Linked DNA regions of Mus musculus: region 1 is linked to region 2. A link is a loop called in an ENCODE intact Hi-C map of the cell type or tissue named here. Cell type or tissue: left cerebral cortex. All regions are shown on one strand. Each heading gives the region's core, and the rest is flanking DNA. Links, peaks and the distances in the headings are about the cores only.

Region 1 (5,390 bases), core at 268-5,267, 100 kb before region 2:
TAGTCATTGAAAGAAAAGATTTATTTGTGAAAATGTTCGAATAATTCTAAAGTCTTCCTTTCATCAATTCTCGTTTTATGATCAACTCACAGAAATACTTTTCTAGCTCATTGTCTTTATTAAAATGAGATGTAAGAGAGCAAAGAAGGGTCAGTTTCAGGCATGTCACTGTTTTCTTGGGGTTAAACCATGTCATATGTGATGATAACGATACAAAGGATCTGTTGAGCTTACTCATCCAATTCTGTGTGTGTTATATTTGGGGGCGAGGGGGGGTGAGGAACAATGAAGAACATTTCTCCATAGAAAGTTGAGTGTCCGTGCTTGAATTACTTAACCCTAAGGTTAGTCATCTACATATCAATGATAAATGCAGAGCATATATAATGCATTATCACAGAGCCATATTCAAAGGAGATATTTCTCAATATAGCAAATTTACAATAAAAAAAAAAAAGAAACCGAGTGAGTGCCATTCCTGACCACAGTTACCCTGCTTTCCCAGAGTTTTCTTCTTTCTGCATTATATTGCCCCCGGGACTCACTCTGTCAAATATCATATAAATTGTTCATTTAGAATGAAAAGGACACAGCACATAATGTGCTTGGAGCTTTTACCAGGGCATAACACAAAGGTGAACAGAATATTCTGTAGGCTCATTGGCTCTGCACTTCCTGAATAAAATTGAGTGTCAATATTAAAGGCACTTGTGGTAGGATTCTGTTTAGAGTAGTGTTTTTGTCTCTCTAGCATCCTATTTTCTTACCGAATGCTAACCCTTTGATTACCCTTTAGAAAACTGTCACCCTAATTTATGTCTAAGTATATGTAGTATAACTTGGGTCAGTCTTGTCTAAGCACAACAGATAAGTGCTAAGATTAGGTCCTGCCAGGAAGTATCATTGTGGCTATGGGACATAATCCATTGATTAGGAACTGATAGGTAATTAGATTTACAGCAAGAAACATACTTTAAATCGTCACAACCATCATCTGTTGTAAATGTAACTAAAGATTAAGGTAGCATGATCTGAAAACAGGGCCCAGGAATGGGAGGAGGACCACTTCCAGCATCAGTAGATCATCTGGATCCACCACCCCCTAAAGGCAGCTAGTAACTCATATTTTAGTGGCATGCACCAATAAATTAATCTTTTCTGTTTAAGCCCATTTGATGTTGTTTTCTACTACTTGTAGCTAAGATTACTGAAAATTGTTGTTACTAAAAAGATCTCAGAGATATGAACTAGGTGACACGGAAGAAAGCTCCTGCATCTTAGGAAATGCTATTTCTAGTCTTTACCTTTTATTGAAACTAGATTTTTTTCCCCACATAATATATCCTGATTACAGTACCCCGACCTGCTATACTACTTCTCCCAGCTTCTTCAACCCTCTCCTCCCAGCCGGATCCTGCCCCCTTCCCCAAACACACACACACACACACACACACACACACACACACACACACACACACACACCTCTTTCTGTTTCTCAATATAAAGGTGGTTCTCGTCTTTTTACCCTTCTTTAATATATAAACTTAACTATAAATTAGCCAATTGTTTCTAATCTGACATTTCTTATTCTCCTCTAATGGACATGTGATATTTTAGATTGACTCTGGTCTTATAGGGAGCTGGTTATCTCTGTTCTTATTATCACAGAGTAGCAGTCCAAGGAAGGAAAGAATTCCTTTCCCTGTTTTCCATTGTGGAGTGCAGATGATTGACACACCAAACATCGACAGTGAGATCAGTCAATCTTGTTGATTCAACAAAAGTTACCACCTGCCATCAAAGTCTTTTCAGTTCCTGAAGCTAACTTGCAAAACAGGTGTAATAATCACACCTGGAAATGTTGAGCAGAGTTGACATTCTTTATCTTCCCTGTGGAGTAATGATTTGAGAAAGAAGAGAGAGGAAATCATTCCATTCTAAGCATAACCTTGAGTTATTAACAGTATTTAAAAACAAACACTACTGCATTTCTGATGGTGAGAAGCAGAAGCCTTCCTGGACTTATCTGACCTGCTGCCCACTGTAGTTCTGTTGCAAATTGAAATCAATATCAATAGAACTTGAGAAATTTGAGCATTAACTATAGGTAGGTTAGGATACACTGTGATTTTTTTAACATGTTCGTTGAGAGGAAAGACCAAATGGTGGATAATAATGAAAGTTTAGAGCAATTCTCTTTTGAATGTAAATATCCTTATTATCTTTAAGCTCCTGATCTTCGAGGTTAGCTGCATAATGTAATCTCTTGGGATATATATTTCCTAAGGTATAAATAATTTAAATATGCACGGTGAGATATGTCCTGAATCAGTCAAATTAAAAAAAAAAAAACACTTCTCTATGTTATTTTAATGCATAGTTGGAGTGTTACTGCGGCAAGTTGCTACCTGTGTGGTTTTCATGTATGCATGCTAAGATTAGATTATAAATGCATTTGGTCTTATGTGAAGTCAAGATTCTATGTTCAAGTGTGAATAACAGGGATGGAAAACTTCAGTTGCATTTCTGGAATGAATGTGTATAGGGACATCTCTGTGTGTCTATTATTTTCTGCTATCCTGATTTGATAGTGGAATCTCTGGTAACATAAGCATTGCAGTCCTGGATTTTATTGTAATGTAGATCTGAGGGCTTGTTAATCCTGCCTATGATATCACTTTTTCCAAGGGTGGAACATGTGGGTGCTTCTGAGACATATGTTATGGCCTCCTTTTCTGTTCAAATAGATAAGGATTAGGCAAATGTCAAAGCCCGGCTTCCACCCCTCATATGTCCCCTCCTTCATTCAGAGCTACCTCTTTCTCTTCTGGCTCCCTTCTCAGTGACATGCCTCTCTGTGTCCACAACTTTAATTTACTTAAATAAATTGAAGAAGCAGATTTTCAAGATCACATGCCCTCTAGGTACTCCATAACAAGAGCTTCCTAACTCATCCCAGGCATGGCTAAGATTACAGATAACTCAAGAATATTCTGGCTTTAGGTTCAGAAGCAGAAATGAAGTGTTCCCTTCACCTAGTATCAAGCATTCTACTGATATTCCCAGATTCCCAAACATCATCTATTTCTGAAGTAAGAGGTGGAGATGTCTTCAACAAAGACCTAAATTACCTTCTCTCACAAAACCTGATGCAAATTTTATTTAAGATCATCCTTTTTAAGTATTAGACAACAGAGAATAACAACATGCACAGGATTTTCTTTTCTTTGGCAGCATAATCAGCTTTAGGAAATTTGTTTCCTTGGATGAACATTTTATAGGCTCATCATACAGAGTGATGAGCAAGCCTTTTTTGTGGATCCACTTTGGAAAATAGATGCTTGGACCAGAAAAAAAGAAATGCTTCTCATTGGTCAAATGAAGTGATTGAACTGAGGAAAAAAAATCTGGAAAAAAGTAGAGAATCTTTGTGGCAGCTGTGTTAGGAAGAGGGGAGAGAGAGAGAGAGGGTGCCACTAATGCAGAGACAGATTCTCTTTCAGGTGAGTGGAAAGAAGCTATCTAAAGAACATTTCATTCATATTATTTGGTTAGATTGGAACTAACAATTGTTTCTCTCTCTCAAAACCTACGATACCCAAGATATAAGATACAATTTCTTAAACACATGAAACTCAAGAAAAATGAAGACTGAAGTGTGGACACTATGCCCCTCCTTAGAAGTGGGAACAAAACACCCATGGAAGGAGTTACAGAGACAAAGTTTGGAGCTGGGATGAAAGGATGGACCATGTAGAGACTGCCATATCCAGGGATCCACCCCATAATCAGCATCCAAACGCTGACACCATTGCATACACTAGCAAGATTTTATTGAAAGGACCCAGATGTAGCTGTCTCTTGTGAGACTATGCCGGGGCCTAGCAAACACAGAAGTGGATGCTCACAGTCAGCTAATGGATGGATCACAGGGCTCCCAATGGAGGAGCTAGAGAAAGTAGCCAAGGAGCTAAAGGGATCTGCAACCCTATAGGTGGAACAACATTATGAACTAACCAGTACCCCGGAGCTCTTGACTCTAGCTGCATATGTATCAAAAGATGGCCTAGTTGGCCATCACTGGAAAGAGAGGCCCATTGGACATGCAAACTTTATATGGCCCAGTACAGGGGAATGCCAGGGCCAAAAAGGGGGAGTGGGTGGGTAGGAGAGTGGGGGTGGGTGGGTATGGGGGACTTTTGGTATAGCATTGGAAATGTAAATGAGCTAAATACCTAATAAAAAATGGAAAAAAATAAAAATAAATAAAAATAAAAATACCTGCCCAAATAACCCATTTCTCATGGGCATGTTCGAATATTGGAATATCTGTTTTCTAAGTTTAAAAAGTATTTAGCCTATGATCCTGTTATATTCTGAATTTTGGAAGGACTTTCCCTGCCTGTGAAAGAGAGGCTAATGGTCTTGTAAAGATGGACAATAACGCACTTATGGAAGTCCACAGGGCACTATGTTGTTCCCCTCAGACCTCATCTGAGCCTTAACCTTCCATGCCTCACTGTTCTTTGGACCTAAATTTATATTAACTTCTGAGCAATGTGTGCTTCAGCTGTTCCTTGTCTCTAGAACAATCTGTCCTGAAATATCTGCACGGCTTGCTTCTCCATCTGCCTCCAAGCTTTTCACAAATACCTCCTATTCTGCAACTAGGATGAAAGCGGTAGAGCTCCTTTGCAGACTGCCAACCCCTTTGTCATGTTCTATTTTGCTTCCCCATAACACAACTCCCAGTATACATCAATATTTGTATATTATTTTTGTCTCCTCTACTCCTTAAATTTAAGAACCATGAAGCCAGAAGTTTATGTCATTTTTCTAACAAGTCTTCAGAATCTAGAACACAGCCATTTGGGTGTCAGTGAGGGGTGTGTGTGTGTGTGTGTGAATGTATCATAATGCCCATCCAAACTTTCAAGTTGCTCATAGGAGATCAGCACAAATCACTCTTTAGACATAGCTCATAATGTTGCTTTGGATCAATGGCTAGTAAATTTAGAAGACTAACAATACATTAATTTCTCCATGGTGATACTTCCACCTCAGCTCTTAAAGATTCTTAAATTCTATACATCCATTCTAAAATAATATACTTAAAGCAAGAACACTAAACCTGAGACTGTGGTGGCCTGGCTTTGTATAATTCTAATAACCTGTGTCTGGTCTATCTATTTTTTTACTTCCATTGACTTCAAACCTTCTCAACAGTCACAAGATGTACATGCCCTCTGCTTGGGTCAGGATTGCCTCAAAAACGAACTCTTACTTTATTAACTTAAATTTAGTCATCATGCCTCTCTTCGAGTTATTTTACTTCCATAATTCCTAAAGTTTATAAGTTTTTCTTGAAGTAAAAAAGATCAGATGTTCAG
Region 2 (5,390 bases), core at 275-5,274:
GGTCCTGGTATTCCCCTATACTGTGGCATAGATCCTTCACAGGACCTAGGGGCCTCTCGTCCAATTGATGACCGACTAGGCCATACTCTGCTACATATATAGCTAGAGTCACAAGTTCCACCATGTGTTTTCTTTGATTGGTGTTTTAGTTCTAAGGAGCTCTGGGGGTACTGGTTAATTCATATTGATGTTCCTCCTATGGGGCTTCAAAACCCTTTATCTCCTTGGGTACTTTCTCTAGCTCCTTCATTGGGGACCTTGTGATCCGTCCAATGGATGATTGTGAGCATCAACTTCTGTATTTTCCAGGCACTGGCAGAGGCCCTCAGGAGACAGTTATATCAGGCTTCTGTCGATAAGCTCTTGTTGGCATCTGCCATAGTGTCTGGGTTTGGTGGTTGTTTATGGGATGGATCCCCAAGTGGGGCAGTCTCTGAATGGTCTTTCCTTCAGTCTCTGCTCCAAACTTTGTCTCTGTAACTCCTTCCATGAGGTAACCCAATCACAAAAGAACACACATGATATGTACTCACTGATAAGTGGATATTAGCCCCAGAAGCTCAGAATCCTTCTTAGAAGGGGAAACAATAGACCCATGGAAGGAAGGGGTTCAATCTTAAATAGCATCTTAAAGGAAAGAAAGGAAAGGAAACACTTGGAATGAAGTAAAGATAAATGGACATGGAAAGGGGTGATTAAATTTATTTAAAGAAAGAGACAAAGGAAGGTGCTTTGATTTGTCCATTGTTTGGTATAAGGAGGATTTCAAGATGAGGCTTGAGGAATGTTTTAACATGCCAAGATAACATTCATGAAGGAAGCAAACTGAATACTGTTCATGGACGAATGAACCAAGTGTGAATGATAAGGCTAGATTATGGCTGGAAAATACTAATGTTGTGTTGAGCTATAATAGAAGAGTCTTAGTTTGTTTCTGCTGGGACCTTGGAAGAGTTGGGCAGCAGATTTTCACAATATACTGCTTGTACTAAATTAAAGTATACCAGGTTTATTTAGCAACCGAAATTTATTTAAAAATTGTCCTGTTGATTAGAATTCCAAGATCAGGGTACCAGGGAACTGTATCCTTCTGAACACTGATGTAAGGATCTAATCTGAATGTCTTCCTCTGGTATGCAGATAAACATCTTTGGGGCTTGCAATTGCCTCCCCTTATTTACCACAGATGTGACTATATCTAATTCCATTTTCATATCTGGACACTGATCATAATGTAGTAAGACCTGCTCATATCATCCCTAGGGAGGTGAAATGTAATGAGTTAGATGACAATCTTTCTTTTTTATATATTCATCTTCCGTGTCACACATGCATATGTCCTGTCTTTCCTGAAGTCATGTAAGAATATGTCACTCTTTGTTCACAAAACATGTATTATTGCATGCCGGTCATAATCAGACCTTACTATATCTTCTCATGTCAAAACCACAGCCTTCTTTGAATCTGAATTAATCATTTAGTTTGATACAGGCATTCTTTCTGAAAGTTGGATCCCTCTTTCAAAGTCTTGTACACCATTCATGTTTACCTTGAGCCCTTCTAGGCAGCTTCTTATAGAGTGAAAGATGATAGATGGTGGCATTAAAATCTCAGACTCTTACCCTGGCTTTGTCACTCACTAGCACACTGGTCTCTGAAAGGATTGGTATTAACACAGAACAAAGTAATATCCATCGCATGAAACTCTCCTGAAGATAAAAATTAAATCCCTCACATTACCCAAGTATGTCCCACTGCATGATTAGATATTTTTGCCTGATTTTCCATGTTGTGTCCTATTTCTATATGTATGTAGGTATATACACATGTAATACATACAATCTTTAACATGTTGGTGTACTTTAAAATCATCTGTGTCTAGTATACAGTGGTAGTCATTAACCACTGACACTAGTATTCATATTAACTTCTAAAGTCATTCCCAACCTAGATTCTACCACATAGAGCACACAAACAAATTCTATGTAAAACAGAATTATTGGAGAAGAAGAAAGGACATAGTATTTCATCTCTTTCTCATTTTCTATAAAATTCAATGAAGCACATTTTAAAAAGAGATGGAAGACCTAGTTCACACTCTGCCTACATTATGTATCTCTAGATATATGAAAAACTGATCTAGTTAGTTATTTTTCTTGTGTTGTGTAACAGTTTTTTTCTGAGATTGAGATATTTCATGTTGGAGGGAAACTTGTTAAAACATGTTTGCAGGGGGATGAAACACAGAGTGTTCTAAAGGAAGATGAAATACAGCAGGGAAGCTCCTTAAGAAAGAAAGTAAGCAACTCAAAATAGCTTTAAAAAAAAATCCTGAAACTGACTAGATTTACAAGGCTCCTCCCTATCAAAGAGTTAATAAACTGTAAAGACCAATGAAAGGGAACCCTCAGAGAAGCCCAACTGCCTGAAATAAACACAGACCAACCTAGAAGAAACAAAGGACAACTGAGCTACCTGGAAAAGGCTCAAGCCAACTGAGTCCCCATCCTCACCCCCATCCCCACCCAAAGAAAGAAATTCTCCAATCTGTTGATCTGCCTGCACATTGTTCAGTGTGCTTCAGGTTCCCAACTTTTGTTTTCACCCATGATGGGGTTGGCTTTGATGGCTCATCTCTCTTTGATACATTCCTGCTCCTTTAAGTAACCCATCACCAACATTCCCCCAAGAAAACTAATTGGTTCACCCACTTGGACTTTGGCAGTATCCATATTTGAGGTCTGTTGTAGGCTCCCTTTCTGAGGTAAGAAGATGTGCTTTGTATCTCAACTGGAAAGTCTTTCACATAACACCTTGAGTGTTCTAAGTATAGAAAAAATAGATAGATAATATTTCACCTTAATCACCAGGCTCTCATAATTCCTAAGCCATTTATCACCCTACCAACAAAGAAGTCCATTCCATACCACCCAGCTGTCACTTACCAACAAAACAATCATACGAATATAATATATTATATGATATTGTATTGTATATTAATTGTCAGGCATCTTTGTAAAAATTGGCTAATTAGCTCATCAATAATATTTAAGGGCCTTTCTTTCCTCTGCACAGTCCCTGCTATGACTTTATTTTGTGTGTGTGTGTGTGTGTTTTAATAGGCAGGATTTTGGCTGCCTGTGCCATGATCACATTAAGTCTACTAATGGTAGTCATAAGTCAGAGCAGGCAAAGGGATGAACTCAGAGCCCAGAAGCAATTAATATAGATTTTAAGGTTTTGGATGGATGACTACACCAGGAACAACATCTTAGTAAAATGGACTTGCAGCCATGTGGCAGGCTTTAGATTCATCCAGAGGCTTAATTTCTTTTCAGTAGGGACAAGAAGATGATCTTAAATTCAGCAATACCATATGCTAGAGGAAAGAGAACATATGGGAAGATATTTAAGGGAAAAACATAACCATTTCTGCATTAAGCTCCATAGAGTTTGATTAAACTCAATAGAGTTAATTATTTCATTTTAGAGGTAACTTCCAGACAAACTGACTATTTTGTTTTCTTTCTCTTTAGCTAAGTTTGAAATAGATCTTGGAAGAGCAGTCAGAAGTGTCTTTAAAAAAATAGTAGAGGCAGCTTTGCAAAGTAGTTTGAATATCTTTGTAGTCAGCATGAGTGCTTAACTGTACTCCAATAATTAGGAGCTCCCCAACCTCAGACAAGTTACAAACCCCCAGAGTACACAGTTCTCTCATCTATATAATAAGGACAAAATTACCCATCTTATTCAATTGTGTTGTATTCTATTTGGTGATTTGTGATACCTGGATGTTGCACATATATATTTAATAGCATAATTCCCATCACACTAACCATTAAATGTTGGTCATACTCTTCCTAAATTATGCTTTTCATAGCTTATCCAAGTAAGTCTTGAACACTGAGTATTAATGGGAAGCCAGGGACCAAACACATTAAAAGCTCAAGTTGGAGGAGAAACAATTATTATAGACCCTTATAGAACCCTAAATCTTGTTTAGGACATTCCAGGCTTGCCAGGTCAATTAGTAGTTCACAATTACCCTTCAAAATCTCATGTCCTTTTTTTATTACTAAGTTAAAATTTATAATAAACAATCATTGAGTTTAACAGGTAAAGGACAGTTTCCCTTATTCTGTAGGTGAGCTAATAGGGCCTGCCTGCTTGCTTGCTTGCTTGCTTTCTTTCTTTCTTTCTTTCTTTCTTTCTTTCTTTCTTTCTTTCTTTTGTTATGTTTGTAAATTTTTGTTATTCTTTATTTTATTGGTTATTTTATTTATTTACATTTCAAATGTTGTTTCCCCTTTCCAATTTCCCCTCTGCAAATCCCCCATGCCATCCCCCATCCCCACTACTTCTATGAGGGTACTTCCCACCCACCCACCAACTCCAACCTCACTGAGCCATCCCTCTAGACTAAGGCACCAAGCAAGCCTCCACAGGACCAAGGGCCTCCCCTCTCATTGATGCCAGATAAAGCAATCCTCTGTAACATATGATACTAGAGTCATGGGTCCCTCCATGTGTCCTCTTTGGTTGATGGTTTAGTCCTTGGGAGTGAAAAGGTCAGCTCAGGAACTTTGAGAAGGTCATTAAACACTCTTCCCCCCGACCCCCCCCCACACCCACTCTGGAAGGGAGAGGCTAATTAGCATTTCTCAGGTCACAGGCAGGAACCAACCTGCAGGTGGGGACATATTCCTCAGGACTGACCATTGCTCACCTTCAAACTAGGGAAGTCCTTGTCACCTCATTCCCTAAAGACCAATCAAAGGGTACACTGTTCTGCCAATCACATTGTGCCTAGTTGCTGATGCTCTGTTCTGCCCCAGGAAAGAGAGGCCCTTGGTCTTGCGAAGATCATATGCCCCATTAGAGAGGAATGCCAGGGTCAGGAAGCAGGATTGGTGGGTTGGGGAGTAGGGCAAGGGGAAGGTATAGGGGGCTTTGGGTATAGCATTTGAAATGTAAATGAAGAAAATATCTAATATAAAAACAAAACAAAAACAAAAAACCTTGCCGAGGTGCTGGGGGGGGGGGGGTTGGGGCAGGGGGCGGGGGTGTCGCCACCTCTCCTTCAGGTCTGAGATGACCCCAGTGCACTGGAACAATAAATTCCTCTTGGTTTTTGCATTGATTCTGGCTCCACGAGGTTCACTTAGGGGGTCCCCAGTAAGCTAAGGTTTCCCGGAGTCTTACAGGAGCTCTGGGGGTTTCTGGTTGGTTGATATTGTTCTTCCTACAGGGTTGCATTCCCCTTCAGCTCCTTCAGTCTTTCCCCTTACTCTTCCAGTGGTGTCCCCTACCCCATGCTCAGTCTGATGGTTGGCTGAGAGCATCTACATCTGTACTGGTCAGATGCTGGCAGAGGCTCCTGGAAGACAGCT

The links. Hi-C counts contacts between places; a loop is a spot of excess contacts. Peaks named below come from ENCODE experiments on the same cell type or tissue, not always from the same donor. Only the 100,000 strongest peaks of a DNase experiment are listed, where the experiment ranks them.
Region 1: a loop joins it to region 2, with 3 times the contacts of the local background. A loop is called at or near these places in 1 of 42 quality-filtered maps.

What each region holds. Positions count from the first base shown.
Region 1 is chr6:101,992,282-101,997,671 of GRCm38, reverse strand. No RefSeq gene overlaps it. Among named protein-coding and RNA genes, the nearest start is that of Gm9871, 220 kb to the right of the region's middle. In left cerebral cortex, for the core only: no CTCF peak of the experiment used is centred there; DNase peaks (open chromatin) are centred at 2,774 and 4,635.
Region 2 is chr6:101,888,829-101,894,218 of GRCm38, reverse strand. No RefSeq gene overlaps it. Among named protein-coding and RNA genes, the nearest start is that of Gm9871, 120 kb to the right of the region's middle. In left cerebral cortex, for the core only: no CTCF peak of the experiment used is centred there; DNase peaks (open chromatin) are centred at 2,257, 2,505 and 3,276; H3K27ac peaks cover 787 bases.